Linked DNA regions of Homo sapiens: region 2 is linked to region 1. The links are chromatin contacts, found by Hi-C or POLR2A ChIA-PET in ENCODE. All regions are on one chromosome and are shown on one strand. Each heading gives the region's core, a stretch centred on a gene start or an enhancer-like site at or near the end of the contact. The rest is flanking DNA. Distances are from core to core; before and after follow the strand shown.

The links. Hi-C counts contacts between places; a loop is a spot of excess contacts on that map. ChIA-PET counts read pairs that join two places held with the same protein, here RNA polymerase II (POLR2A). Pooled maps may share reads with other maps.
Region 2: a pooled map shows a loop between it and region 1 (2.2-fold over the local background). The contact joins two enhancer-like sites. A Hi-C loop is called at or near these places in 1 of 50 pooled maps. POLR2A ChIA-PET finds 5 or more read pairs at or near these places in 3 of 52 experiments (H1, HEK293 and WTC11).

The regions. Positions count from the first base shown.
Region 1 is chr7:71,194,891-71,202,264 of GRCh38, forward strand. The region is part of intron 1 of GALNT17 (polypeptide N-acetylgalactosaminyltransferase 17); the gene reads left to right. Among named protein-coding and RNA genes, the nearest start is that of GALNT17, 66 kb to the left of the region's middle. Within about 2 kb of position 4,006, at least 4 of the 41 ENCODE cell types and tissues checked have a DNase peak (open chromatin) inside an H3K27ac peak, as active enhancers do.
Region 2 is chr7:71,268,882-71,276,255 of GRCh38, forward strand. The region is part of intron 1 of GALNT17 (polypeptide N-acetylgalactosaminyltransferase 17); the gene reads left to right. Among named protein-coding and RNA genes, the nearest start is that of MIR3914-2, 35 kb to the right of the region's middle. Within about 2 kb of position 2,475, at least 4 of the 41 ENCODE cell types and tissues checked have a DNase peak (open chromatin) inside an H3K27ac peak, as active enhancers do.

The DNA of each region.
Region 1 (7,374 bases), core at 2,756-5,255:
GGGGACTGCCCCGGTGTCTGGAGGCACCATCTGACCACAGCTTCTCATCATTGCACTCATCTTTAGGTTCTTGGATGTAAGTTGATGTAGAAATACGTCTGCCTAGCACCTAGCTTTGGCCAGGGGTTGATGGCATAAATGGGGAGGCAATAGTAGCTAATATGTATATGCATGTATATTCTGTGTCTGCCACCTGCTGATAACTTTACAGACATTACCTTCTTATATCCTCAAAACAACTCTAAAGAGTGAGTAGAATGATTAACCCCATTTTATGGATGAAGCTTCCTACTGAAGCTGTTGTCTAATTCTGGAGACTGTGATTTTATTTATTTATTTTTTTCAGATGAAGCCTCTCTCTGTTGCCCACGCTGGAGTGCATTGGCATGATCATAACTTAGTGCCACCTCGACCTCCTGGCCTCAGGAGATCTTTCCGCCTCAGTCTCCTATAGCTGGGACCACAGGCACGTGCCACCATGCTTGGCTAATATTTTCAATTTTTTTGTAGAGATGGGGTCTCACTTGTTCACCTAGGTTGGAGTGCAGTGGCATGATCATAACTTACTGCTGCCTCAGCCTCCTGGGCTCAGGAGATCCTCCTACCTGAGTCTCCTATAGCTGGGACCACAGGCATCTGCCACCATGCTTGGCTAATATTTTAATTTTTTTTGTAGAGTTGGGATCTCACTCTGTCACCCAGACTGGAGTTCAGTGTTGCAATCATGGCTTACTGCACCCTCGGACTCCTGGGCTCCAGTGACCCTCTCTCCTCAGCCTCCTAAGTAGCTGGGACTACAGGCACATGCCACCATGCTTGGCTAATTTTTAAATTTTTTTGTAGAGATAGAGTCTTGCTGTGTTGCCCAGGCTCATCTGGAACTCCTAAGCTCAAGCAATCCTCCCACCTCATCCTCTCAAAGCGCTGGGGTTACAGGCACCCAGCCGAGCCTATCATCTTAACCATTATTTCATGAGTAGCCATAGATTAATACAAATCTATAAGCCAATGTTTCTTGACACTTATGACCAGCCCCCAATAAAAATCTTGCATACTAACTCCCTAATGAGCTTCTCTAATGGGAAACTCTTCTCATGTGTTGTCAGAACTCCTTACTGGAGGGATTAGCAGCATCCCCTGTGACTTCACTGGGGTAGAACTCTTGGAAGCTTGCACGCAGTCTCCTCCAGACCTCCTCCCATGTGCCTGTTCCCTCTCTTGCTGCTTTTTATTTTTATTTATTTTATTATTTATTTATTTATTTTTGAGACAGGGTCTTGCTCTGTCGCCTAGGCTGGAGTGCAGTGGCAGGATCTTGGCTCCCTGCAAACTCCGCCTCCAGGTTCAAGCAATTCCCCTGCCTCAGCCTCTCAAGTAGCTGGGGTTACAGGCACCTGCCACCATGCCTGGGTAATTTTTTTGTATTTTTAGTAGAGATGGGACTTCATCATGTTGACCATGGTGGTCTTGAACTCCTGACCTCAGGTGATCCACCCGCCTCAGCCTCCCAAAGTGTTGGGATTATAAGCGTGAGCCACCGCGCCTGGCCCCTTCTTCTGCTTCTGTTTTGAATCCTCCACTGTAATAAATCAGAGCCACGAGTACAATGTGCTGAGTCCTATGTCTCCTCCTACTGAATTATTGACCTGGGGGTGGTCTTGGGGACTCCCAGAATACCTGAGTTGAAAGCTTGGTTATGCTACTTGATAGTGTGTGGCTTTGAGACTGTTGCTTAATTAAAAAAAAAATTATTATTATTTATTTTTGAGACGGAGTCTTGCTCTGTCGCCCAGGTTGGAGTGCAGTGGCGTGATCTTGGTTCAAGTGATCTTGGTTCACTGCAACCTCTGCTTCCCAGGCTCAAGCGATTCTCCTGCCTCAGCCTCCTGAGTAGCTGGGACTACAGGTGCGCGCAATGATGCCTGGCTAATTTTTATATTTTTAGTAGAGACGGGGTTTCACCATGTTGGCCAGGCTGGTCTCAAACTCCTGACCTCAAGTGATCTGCCTTCCTTGGCCTCCCAAAGTGCTGGGATTACAGGTGTGAGCCACTATGCCCCGCCAATTTTTTTTTAAAAAATTTATTTTTAATTTTTGTGGATACGTAGTAGGTGTATATGTTTATAGAGTACATGAGATACTTTGATTCAGACATGCAGTGTGTAACAATCACATCATGGAAAATGGGGTATCCATCCTCTCGAGCATTTATCCTTTGTGCTACAAATAATCCAGTCATACTCTTTTAGTTATTTTAAAATGTGCAACAATTACATTATTGATTATAGTCACCCTGTTGTGCTTTTTTTTTTTTTTTTTTTTTTTTTGAGACAGAGTGTCGCTCTTTCGCCCAAGCTGGAGTGCAGTGGCGCGATCTCCGCTCACTGCAAACTCCGCCTCCTGGTTTCACGCCATTCGCCTGCCACAGCCTCCTGAGTAGCTGGGACTACAGGCACCTGCCACCACGGCCGGCTAATTTTTTTTTTTTTTTGCATTTTTAGTGGAGACGGGGTTTCACCGTGTTAGCCAGGGAGGTCTCGATCTCCTGACCTTGTGATCCGCCCATCTCGGCCTCCCAAAGTGCTGGGATTACAGGCATGAGACACCGCGCCTGGCCCTGTTGTACATTTAAGTAGTAGGTCTTATTCATTTTATCTAATTATATTTTTGTACCCATTAACAGTCCCCACTTTCCTCCACTCCCCCACTCCCCTTCCCAGCCTCTGGTAACCATCCTTTTGCTCTCTATCTCCATGAGTTCAACTGTTTCAATTTTTAGCCTCCACAAATAAGGGAGAGTCAGCAATGATTATCTTTCTGTGCCTGGCTTATTTCACTTAACATAATATCCTCCAGTTTTATCCATGTTGTTGCAAATGACAGGGTCTTATTTCTTTTTAGGGCTGAATAGTACTCTACTGTGTATATGTATCAAGATTTTCTTTATTCATTCATCTGTTGATGGATGATTATGTTGCTTTCAAATTTCTTTATTTATTGTAATCTTCTGTAAAAAGGGGATGCAGGCCAGGCACGGTGACTCATGCCTGTAATCCCAGCACTTTGGGAGGCCGAGGTGGGCGGATCACCAGAGGTTGGGAGTTCGAGACCAGCCTGGCCAACATGGTGAAACTGTCTCTACTCAAATTACAAAAAAATTAGCTGGATGTGGTGGCGGGCTCCTGTAATCCCAGCTACTCGGGAGGCTGAGGCAGGAGAATCGCTTGAACCCAGGAGGCGGAGGTTGCAGTGAGTTGAGATTGTGACATTGCACTCCAGCCTGGGTGACCGAGCGAGACTCTGTCTCAAAAAAAAAAAAAAAAAAAGGATGCAAATACCAACTTCAAGTGGGTATGGTGTGGGTTAAATTAGAAATATGCACATAGTGGCCCCCAACAAATGTTGGTTCTTTTCTGCTCTCCCATCCAAAAGCAATAACTAACCGAAATGGGTGTAGTGAGTATTTGGGCATTGCTGCAGTAACAGAAAGACCTTCAGTTTCTTGGCATCATTTCCTTCATTTATTGAGTTATGTTCCATGCTCTTTGCTGACCTGGACTCTACTTACTAAACATGGTCCTTCGCTAGAGAGATCGAGAAGAAGCCAAAAAGTCTTTGAGCTTCCAGGATTTTCTCTGGAGACAGCTAACCTGGACTACCAGTAAGTGGCCAACACCAGCTGACACTAGCTGACGCTAGTTGGACTGACACCAACACAGACCTGTAAGAATGAAGAACCTCCTAATTAACGACGCTATAGCTTGGGAAGATAGGTACTTAAGATTGACAAGCCATTTTAGTCTTGGTTTCTGCAGGTGGTGTGGCCGAACATTCAGAATCAAAGCAATTTTCACTTCATTTCATCCAGAAGGTCTCTATGTTTTCTTATAAAGAGACTGTATTTTGCTCCTCTCTCTCCCCACAAAAAGAAATCTGGTCAAAACTAAGCACATTCCCTTCGTTTATGTGTTGGCTGCCGTGGTTCATAAACTTTAGTAGGTTTCAGAATCACATGGAGAGCTTGTTGAAACATGAAATGCTGGCACGATCCTCAGAATTTCTGATTCCTTAGGTCTTGGCGGGGCTTGAGATTTTGCCTTTCTAAACTGTTCCCAGTTCATGTTGATACTGTTAGTCCTGGATAATACTTTGAGAACCTCTATGTGGCCGCGGCCTCTATCAGAGCATAACCGGGCCGTGGCTGAGATACATCTGTCTTATCTGTCAAGAATGACTCATTTAAGCACTTCACTGCGCTGCATGTCCTTTGATTAGGTGGCCAAGGGGGTGGCTAAAGCTGAATTTACAAGGCAAGGAGCCCTGAAATTCTTCTTTGAAAGATCTCGCAAATGATCTATTTATTTTTCATGGGATGATTTTCCAGATCTTTGGTTTGCTTTCCTGTTTGGCTTGTGTTAGAACACTACTGTTCCTAAAGTTGTAATTTTTGTAACCCATTGGCATATGTAAGTGGTTTACACAGGTTCTTGTGGATTAGGATTTCTAACCGTCCATCATCTGTCTGTCCACTGGCCCACTCACCTACTCATCCATTCATCCATCTGTTTACCCTTACCCTCTCTGTCCCACTCATCCATCCACACACACATCCATCCACTAACCCCATCCATTCATCCATCCATCCATCCATCCATCCATCCATCCATCCATCCATCCTGCCTACCCTTCTGCTCATTAATCCATTCATCTGCTCACCTGATCCACCCGCCCACCCACTCACCCCATCCACCGACCCACCCATCCATCTGTCCATCCTTCCACCCATCCATCCATCCATCCATCCATCCATCCATCCATCCATGTATGTGTCCACCCACCCACCCATGCACTTATCCATTAGCTCACTCCATCCATCCATCCACCCACTCATCTATCCATATGTATATTCATCCATCATCCATCCATCCATCCAACATAACACACTTGTAGACTATAGAGATATAAAGAAAAATAAGACCATGTCGCCATCCTCAAGGGGTTTATGGTACTGTAATAGAACCTCCTCTTTTTTGTCTTCCTTACAGAAAAGTGTGCATTTCTTGCTTTCTAGTGAGTTGAGATAATAGTTAAATCCATTAGATTAATATTGACCTTTCTTGTAAACACACATCTCCTCAGAAAATGTTTTGAGAAATCTGCTGACTTCTTGAAGTAAAGGCACAAATGTCTTTAACCCAGTAAGTACCTTTTGTTGAAAATCAATTCCTTCCAAGGAAGCTTTTCATAGCCTCTTGGTGGTGATGACAAGAAGGTTTCCTCTGAATAAGTATGGTATGTTTTAGAAAGTTCTGCCACGTTATCATGTTGGCTTGAAAGCCCCATGTCTTTATCAGTAAGTCTGGCCCGTGGCTTCGTGCAAGATGTTTGTAGATGGTGTGTTTGTATTGATGGAGCATCTGCTCTGGGTCAGCCTGCACTGCATGCTCAACCATTAGAGAGCACCCATGTAAATAATTCTAGACCACCTTCCTTGGGATCCTTTGACCAGACACATTTTGGCATTTACTACTAGGTGCAGTAATAATCCAGGTGACTGCATGTCCACTGGTGTAAATGGTTTTAATGGTTCCTAGAGGCTGGATTTTAAGTGTTAAAATCACTCTCTGTGTCCCTTCATCCTGCAAAAGTGTTCAAAAACTTGAGTTATAAACTTTTCTTAAAATACCTGAATTATTTTCATCTCTCCTTATCCTAGTTCCATCTTTATTTAAACACATGGAGCTTTTTGCGTGGTTATAGTCATTATGGATATTCAGTTTTTTTCTGCTTTTCTCACATTACATTATTTAGTAAATATTCTTTCCTGCTCCTACATAGCTATGATAACTCTATAATAGTGCACAGTTTAATGTACCTTTATTGCTTTTCCATTTTCTATCACTTAGTTATTAGGTCGTTTCTATTTTTTTAAAAATAATGAATGTTTCTATACCTAGCATCTAGACTCAGAAAACAAAACAAAACTCAACTCTTTTTTCCTTCTTTAAAATAATTACTTACGTACATTTATATGATGTTATTTATATGTATTATTATTCTGATTATATTTTTAAACACTCTTGATATAGTTAGTCAGACTTTCTTCCCAAAGAATTCAGGCAATTCAGTTATCTCTCTGCCAAAATTGGGCTTAATGGTTTTTCTTTGTTTTTCTAATTTTAATTTTAAAGAGTGTGCCCACTGTTTTGATTTGCATTTCTTTAATTACTGACATCATTAAATCCATTTTCAGTAATTGGCTTATTAAAGGAGTTCTGTTTATGTGTTCGTGTATGTGCAGGAAACTGGTACCATATTTTTTCTTTGTATGGGGGTGTGTGTGTTTATTTTTATATATATATATATAATTTGTGTGTGCATGCGTGTATGGCTTAATACTATACATGTGTGGATTTTCCAGTCATATTGGCTTTCTTTTCATGTGTTTTTTTCTGGCCTCATAATACTGATGCCTGCTGAGAACTCAGATATTTATTGAGTGAATGAATGTTTATCTTTGCTCTGATTCTCTTCTGTTATACACATTCAAAACTCTTACACGGGAGGACAATGTTGTTTGTTTTATTCCAGGTTTTCTTATTTGATTTGTGATATTTAGCTTATTTTTTGGCCACAAAATTTAGATTGGATACGGATCTAAGTTTGTTTTTCTCCATTTTTTTTGGTTTGATTTCTGTCCTAATGCATGAAATTATACTTTATTTTACTTTGCCAGTTTTTTTTTTTTTTTAGTTTTTTGAGATGGAGTCTCGCTCTGTCACCAGGCTGGAGTGCAAATGGCATGCTTTCGGCTCACTGCAACCTCCGCCTCCCGGGTTCAAGCAATTCGCCTCCCTCACCCTTCCGAGTCGCTGGGATTACAGGCACACGCCACCACACCCAGCTAATTTTTGTTATTTTTAGTAGAGACGGGGTTTCACCATGTTGGCCAGGCTGGTCTCAATTTCTTGACCTCAGGTGATCCACCCGCCTCTGCCTCCCAGAGTGCTGGGATTACAGGCGTGAGCCACTGCGCCTGGCCTACTTTGGCAGTTAAATTCTTTAAACATTTGGGATCTATGTCTGGGATGCCTCTTCTTTCTCAGTGATCTGTGACTTGGTTTTAAGGTATTTTTTACTCCTTATGACATGTTTGTTTCAAACATATTATAATGTTCAATGAAGAAAATCCTCTTTTATTCATTCCTTTCCCCCAAATAGTATTTTTTTCTCTCGTTTTTTTCTGTTTTAAATTGCATTTTACATAAAACAATATAAATAAGCAATGAAAAGTTTTCCAGGGCAAAAGGAGCATAAAGTGCAGACCTTTATTCTGTAGCTTCAGTGAAGTATAATTAGATAAATTTTAATTAA
Region 2 (7,374 bases), core at 1,225-3,724, 72 kb after region 1:
ACATGGCTTCTTCTAGCATGACCAGCAGATGTGAGACTTGAGGCCTCATGGAGGCAGGAACAGGGAGGAATTAGGCTGGCTGCAGAGGGGATCTGGCACTGAGGCTGCCAAGGGCAGGTTCAATAAAAGTCCCTAGAGGCCAGCTGGAGAGCTTACTGCCATATCAGGGATCCCTGTAGCTTGGAAAGCCTCACAGCAGGGCCTGGGAGAACCCTCAGCCGGGCCCTTTAACAGGGCTCATCTTTGACCACTGCCAAGAGGTAACAAAGGAAAACACCAGGCAAGCGTTTAAGCCTTTTGTGGCCAGGCATCATGGCTCATGCCTATAATCCCAGTACTTTGGGAAGCCAAGGTGGTAGGATCACTTGAGGCCAGGGGTTCGAGACCAGCCTGGGCAACATAGTGAGACCCTATCTCTACAAAAATAAAAGAAAAATAAGCTGGGCATGGTGGTGCACACCTGTAGTCCCAGCTACTCAGGAGGCTTAGGTGGGAGGATCATTTGAGCCCAGGAGTTTGAGGCTGCAGTGAGCTATGATTGCGCCACTGTACTTCAGGTTGGGCAACAGAGCAAGACCATGTCTATTAAAAAATAAGCCTTTGCTTCCCTTGCTCTGTCTTCTCCCCTCTTCTCTCGTCTGCCTTGGTCTTGGAGGAGGCAGTAGAAGGAGTAGGGGCTGGAGGAAGTATGGAGGGCCATGCCACTGCTCATCTGTCTGCAGAGGTCCTCGACCCACACGTGGGGCCTAGACTGGGGAGGGGCAGGAAGCCGAGAACTGGACATGAATGGAAGTGTTCACAGGAGGCTGTGCCACACTTTGTAAATCCTAAAATTGAGTTGTAGTTTCCTAACTTATTTTCCTCTTATAACTGAAAGTGAGTGGAGGGCTAAGGGATTGTCATCTGGCTGAGAAGGGAGAGCTGTGATAGCATGGCTGGGGGAGGTGATGGAAGACGGATGGAGCCCTTGCCTTTGTCCCCCACAGATAAATTTGTTGTAAAACCTAACAAGAGCACAAAGCAGGGGATAGACTCAGGAAGAGAGATTAATACACTCTCTGAAACGCTTTGTACTGATTTACAGGCTTTAGGAAATATTTTCATGAGTGTGTGTGACACCTCTCTCTCTGTCTAGCACATAGTATTCATTTATAAACCTACCTCCCTGCTGCCCTACACATTTAATAAATGTGCTTTAAACTCATTTACTCACCCCCAGCAACCTTATGAGTAGTTACTATTTTTAGCCCCGTTTTACAGAGAAGCAACTAAAGCACAGAGAGATTGAGAAACGTGTTGAAGGGTGCACAGCACATGTGGAGGAACTGTGATCTGCACTCAGACCTTCTAGTCCCTGGGGTATCTCACTCTCCCCCCTTGTATCTCCTCTATCTCTCAATTTTTTATTATAGAATGCAGATCACGAGGTCAGGAGATTGAGACCAGCCTGGCCAACATGATGAAACCCCGTCTCTACTAAAAAAATAACAAAAATTAGCTGGGCGTGGTGGTGGGCGCTTGTAATCCTAGCTACTCTGGAGGCTGAGGCAGGAGAATCATTTGAACCCGGGAGGCAAAGGTTGCAGTGAGCCGAGATTGCACCATTTTGCCCCAGCCTGGGCGACAGTGCGAGACTACGTACCCTCCCCACCCCACCAAAAAAAAAAAAAAAAAAAAAAAGAAACGAATTTTCTAAACATATATAAGGTAAAGAGAATAATATAATGGACTTAATGTATGCATCACTTGGCTTCAGCAATTCTCCTTTTATAAAATGCATTCCAAACCCTTACCCTCTTCTGCCTCTTTCAGCAAATTTGTTTGAGGTGGTGGATGTTTGCTGAGTGGACGGATGAAAAAAAATAGTTGAAGAGTAATTGCCATTTGATACAGAACAGAAGAGCTTAGCTTTGGTTTAAGCTGTTCATTTCCCTCCCACAGTCTGAAGTTCAGCTGCAGGAAAAAAAAATAAAAAAGAAAGAAAAGTAATTTAAGTAATTTAAATTCTGCCTGCTGACTTAGTTTTGTCCTCATCTTATCTGACCTTATTTAATCAGAGAAAAAAAAAAGAAGAAAAGAAAAGAAAAAAAAAGACTGGGAAAGCGTTTTCTAGGAATTTCATCATGACCCTTTAAACACATCTTCCATTTACACTTATATAATTGTTTCATACGGGATAGTGTTAATAATACCAAATTTCATTCCTAAAGCAAGCTGACAAAAGCATTTAAAGACTTGCTCATTCCAAATGTGTTAGAGCAGCTGAGAATCACGATCTGGTGCCAGTTCATTTGCTTTCAATACTTCCTGCTTTTGGGTGCTGCATATTTTCTTTACAATAGCCCATAGTTAGGGCCATATCCATACACCCCAACTCCAGATTCCTGTCACGCGCCTTCCAGTGCAAGAAATGATCATGCTTTAGGGTGCACGGGGCACAGTCTAGCATTTTCCTTGCTTTCCACATCAGGGTGATGATGCTCAGAGATGTAGAAGAGCTCCCAAAGGGGTGGCACTGACCAGTGGCCACGTGGCTCCCTGGGCCTGTTCATCCATCCCGGTTTGTTCTGAGATAACCTCATGTCCAGGAAACAGCCTTGGCTAACGTGCCTAGGAGCAGTTTTTGAAAGAATCTGAGCTCACGGAAATGAAGTAAAAAATCTCTGGCACTCATTCAGGTTTTTTATTTAAGATTTATTAAAGGATAATTTACAGGCGATAACATTCACCCTTTTTGGGTGTACAGTTTGATGAGTGTTGGCAATGGATATGTAGCTGTGGATTTACCACCACAGTTAAGATGCAGAATAATCCCATTTTGTGGTCAGTCTCCAACTCATCCTTAGCAATCACTGATCTGTTCTCTAATTCTTCCTGTCTTTTTTATTTAGTGGTGGGGACAGGGTCTCACTCTGCCTCCCAGGCTGGAGTGCAGTGGCACGATCACAGTTCACTGCAGCGTCGACCTCCCAGGCTAAAGCGATCCTCCCGCCTCAGCCTCCCGAGTAACTAGGACCACAGATGGGTGCCACCATGCCCAGCTAATCTTTTAATTTTTGTAGAGATGGGGTCTCCCTATGTTGGCCAGGCTGATCTCAAACTCTTGGGCTCAAGCAGTCCTCCTGCCTCGGCCTCCCAAAGTGTTGGGATTACAGGCATGAGCCACTGTGGCCAGTTGTCCCCTATTTCTATGGTTTTGCTTCTCTAGACTGTCATACATTGGAAATGGAATCATGCAGTATGTAACCTTTGGGGCCTGGCTTCTTTCACTTGAATGATTTTGATACATGCTATTCCATGTATTGGGAGTTTCTTTCTTTTTTACTGTTAAGTAATTTCCGAAGTATGGATGGACATTTGGGTTGTTTCCAGTTTGGGGGAATCATGAATAAATCTTCTATTAAACATTCATATACAGTCATGTGAACATATGTTTTCATTTACCTTGGGTAGATACGTAGGAATGGGATTCCCAGGTATCATGTGGTGAGCGTATGTTTCACTTTGTAAAAAAACGCCAGCCTGTTTTCCAAAGTGGCTCTACTATTTTGCATTCTCACAGCTATGTATCAGGCAGAGTTCAGGTTGCTCCACATCCTTGGTGACACTTGGTATTGTCAGGTATTTTTTTAAGCCATTCTAGTAGGTGTGTAGATGTCATGCAGGCTTTTGTACATGGAAGGGCAGGAATGTCTTGGGGGAAAGTCAGCCTCAGTTACTGCTCCCATAAAGCTCTTTCTCCTGCAGCCCTTCAACCTGCGCTTCAGACAATCGACAGCAGGATTCCCTGTTTAGATTCACTTTGTGCCAACAACCTGTGAGGCTTGGCAGCCTAAGGCCTGGATGCCCTTTGGTGAGAGGCAGGCACAGTAACAGGGCAGACAGTGACCAATATGACATGAGGAGGCCTGAGATGATATTTCTTCTCTGATACTTACTGCTCTTGTAACATCCCCACATCATTTAAGCTCTATGTCTGTCTCTCCTGTTATGTAGAAGATATAGAGTTAATCATGTCTGCTTTTTCACCCTACCGGAGAGCAAAGAAGAGCCTTGAAAGTTGAAATGTTCAATTCAGAGAAGAAAGAAGAGAGCACGATCATTTTTATTGCTTTTGAGTTGCTGCCAGCTAAAACCTCAGGTCCAAAGTAAAAACACTCCTGTTATTAGCAGTGAAGGTTGACAAGACTGTTTTTCATCCATCTTATTGTTTTTTTAACAATTTTATATGCATATAATTCCATGATAATGACATAAGAACTGCTTGGAGAAGAAACTGCATGTTCTTTTGTGATTTTTAATATAAAATTCTCTTTGGGCTAAGGCAACCCCTTGTAATCACTCACCTCATTTCCCTGATACCAGTTCTCTGAAATGTTATTGTAGACCTTGCTCCAATTTCAAACGCTGTCAACTCTTGCACATAAAAACAGTTGTTTATATAGTTTGTGGATTACTCCTTTTCCCTCTTGAACTATTTGTTTCACTGCTCAATGCTATTCCCAGTTGGTTCTGACAGGAGAAATGGAAGATAATGAAATATCGGCTAGATTATTTTCTCCCTGGTTATAGCTATTGTGAAAGTTTGGCTAAAATGTAGTATTTTTGTCTGTCTGGAGATTTGAGTTGTTCTTGCTATCTCCCTTTTCTCTGTTAGCAAAGTCAGCAAATGGTTGAATCAAGGTAGACAATGAAGTATTCCTGTTTGTGGTCTCCAGTTTCTGTCCTATAGACATCACAAGGTTATTTGCAGAGTTTGTATGAAACAATGTTTTTGGAGCCTAATTCTCATTTGTACTTTAGAGCCAACAGATGTTTCTTTTAAGAACATAGGAAAAGAGAGTGAGATAAAGAGACTTTGGCTAAGCATTCTTTTGATCAGCCATGAAAAGTTTGACTTTTAACTGTTGGTCAAATACAATCATGGCATTTCCAAAAATTTTTCTCTAATGAGATAATGTGTGTGTGTGTGTGAGAGAGAGAGAGAGAGAGAGAGAATGAGAGACACACAGAAAGAGAATGTGAATCATAGGTTTCCACTGACCTGTTTTAATTTTAGAGACTCATTTCAGGGATGTGCACCCACAGAAAAATGCCTGGCATCTAAGCATAGCATGTGCCACACTGAAGAATATTCTGGTTCATTTCAAGCTGTACTATGCTGGTAAACCAGCCCTCTGGGTAGGGCGAGGGCATATGTTCGGTGGTGGTGGTAGGGAACCTTCATTTGTGGCTTTTGCCTGTTTCCCTGGTGTACATATTTCTACTCTGGTGGATTTCAAGTTAGCAGCATTTGGCAGCTAGTTTGCAAAAGTCCTAAATATTTAACAGTAGGCTCTGGGGGAGCTGGCTTCAGCACACCACTCATTTTGAGGGACATTCTGCTTTTTATTTGATGTATTAAATGGATGTTTTTAGAGATAGGGTCTCTCTGTTGCCCAGGCTGGTGTGCAGTGGCATGATCATAGCTCACTGCAGCCTTGACCTCCTTGTGCACAAGTGATCCTCCTGCCTCAGCCTCCTGAGTAGCTGGGACTACAGGTGTGCGCCACCACACCTGGCCAATTTTAAAATTTTTTGTAGAGGCAGGATCTTGCTATGTTGCCCAGGCTAGTCTTGAAGTCCTGGCCTCAAGCAGTCCTTCTTCCACGGCCTCCAAAAGCGCTGGGTTGGCAGATGTGAGCCACTGTACCCAATGCTCATTCTGCTTTTTATGTATTTCACTTTTGCACAGATCCCCTAAGACATTGGTCTGGAACACACCATCCACATCAGTGCACATGAAAATAGTTCAAAATACATTAAAAGATGCCCCCTGGCTGATTTTGGCATGACCAGTAGTACCTACAACTCTGTGTTCTTGTGTGTTTGTGCAGGCTCACCAGCCTGTGGATGTCCAGGTACCCCGCAGAGGCTGTCAGCAGGAAGAGTCTGGGCAGACAGGAAAACTCAGGGCTTCCTTCTGATTTGCATTTCAAAATGAAAATGAGAACTTTTCAAAAAAATAGTTATCCTGCCAACAACATTGTTATACTACTGATGGGCTGGGGACCATGCTTGGCCCTGGGGGGTCGAAAGGGGAGCAGACCACAGTCCCTGCCTCTGGCCCTGGGTCACCATAGTGGGGGCTGAGGCAGGCTGTGAGGGTCTGTATTGGGAGTTCGGCTCTTGAACAAATCTACTGAGTGGTTTCAGTACTGGGAGATCCTGAAATGGTTTGTCTTTGCCTACAGCCATCTTGGAAAATGGCTTAATCTCTCCGGCACCTCTCAGTTTCCTCCTTGGTCAAGTAAATATAATAATCCTTCCCTTATAACAAAGATTCTCAGAGTCAGAAGTTGCAGGGGGGTCCTTACGTTAATAAATGCAGCATCACCTGCATACTTCTTAGAAATGCAAATTCCCAAGATGTAGTGACTCACGCCTGTAATCTCAGCACTTCGGGAGGCTGAGGTGGGAGGATCTCTGGAGGTCAGGAGTTCAAGACCAGCCTGGGAAACATAGTGAAATCCCATCTCTGGAAAAAAGAAAAAAGAAATGCAAATTCCCAGGCCCCACCTTCAGACCCTGAAGATCAGAAGCCCTGTGATGGGCTTGTGTTTTACCAAGCCTTGCAGGTGATGTTGGTGCTGAAACCAGCTCTTGTGTGAGACCCACTGAGCTGCAGGGCTGTTAGGGTCACCATGGCCTTTTGTGAACACAGCTCAGCGCCTGTCACATGTAAAGGCTCTATCTACGGCAGTTCCATGGGGGACACAAATAGCTAGAAAGCGTTTTGAGCTGTCTGAAGGTTGAGGAAGTGGGATGCACGTGGTGCTAGCTTTATTTTGGGATAGGAAGGAGAGAAGGAGGCAATGTTCCTTTTGCAGGATCTGTTGATAGAACTCTCCTTCCCCTAAGGCATCAACTGCCTGGTTCTCTTACTGCCAATGTTAGAAGCTCCCTTCCCCACAAGTTGTGGCCCAGTTCTTTGTCCTGACTCTTGGAGTCCTGGGAGATCGTGGGTCTTCCTGAATAGAAGTAGAAATGAACTATGCGATGGGCTCCTCTGCACAATCCACAACCACCAGCTCCTTAGCTACTTATACCCCTGGCCTACTTGTTTCATTTTCTTCATAGCACTTATTATTCCTGGCACTTAATTTTGTGATTTGTTGCTATAATGTTTACTTGTCCCTGGTCTTCCTTGTCCATCAGAACAGAAGCACTCTGAAGGCAGAGACATTATCTGTTTTGTTGGCTGCGGCCTCTCCGGCACCTGAGAACAGCAGCCGGCATGTGATGGGTGCCCCTGTAAATGTCTGTGGAATGGCTGACTGGCTAGCTGGGTGGGTAGCAGGGCAGGTGGCTGCAGGGGTGGGGGTGGTCCATAAG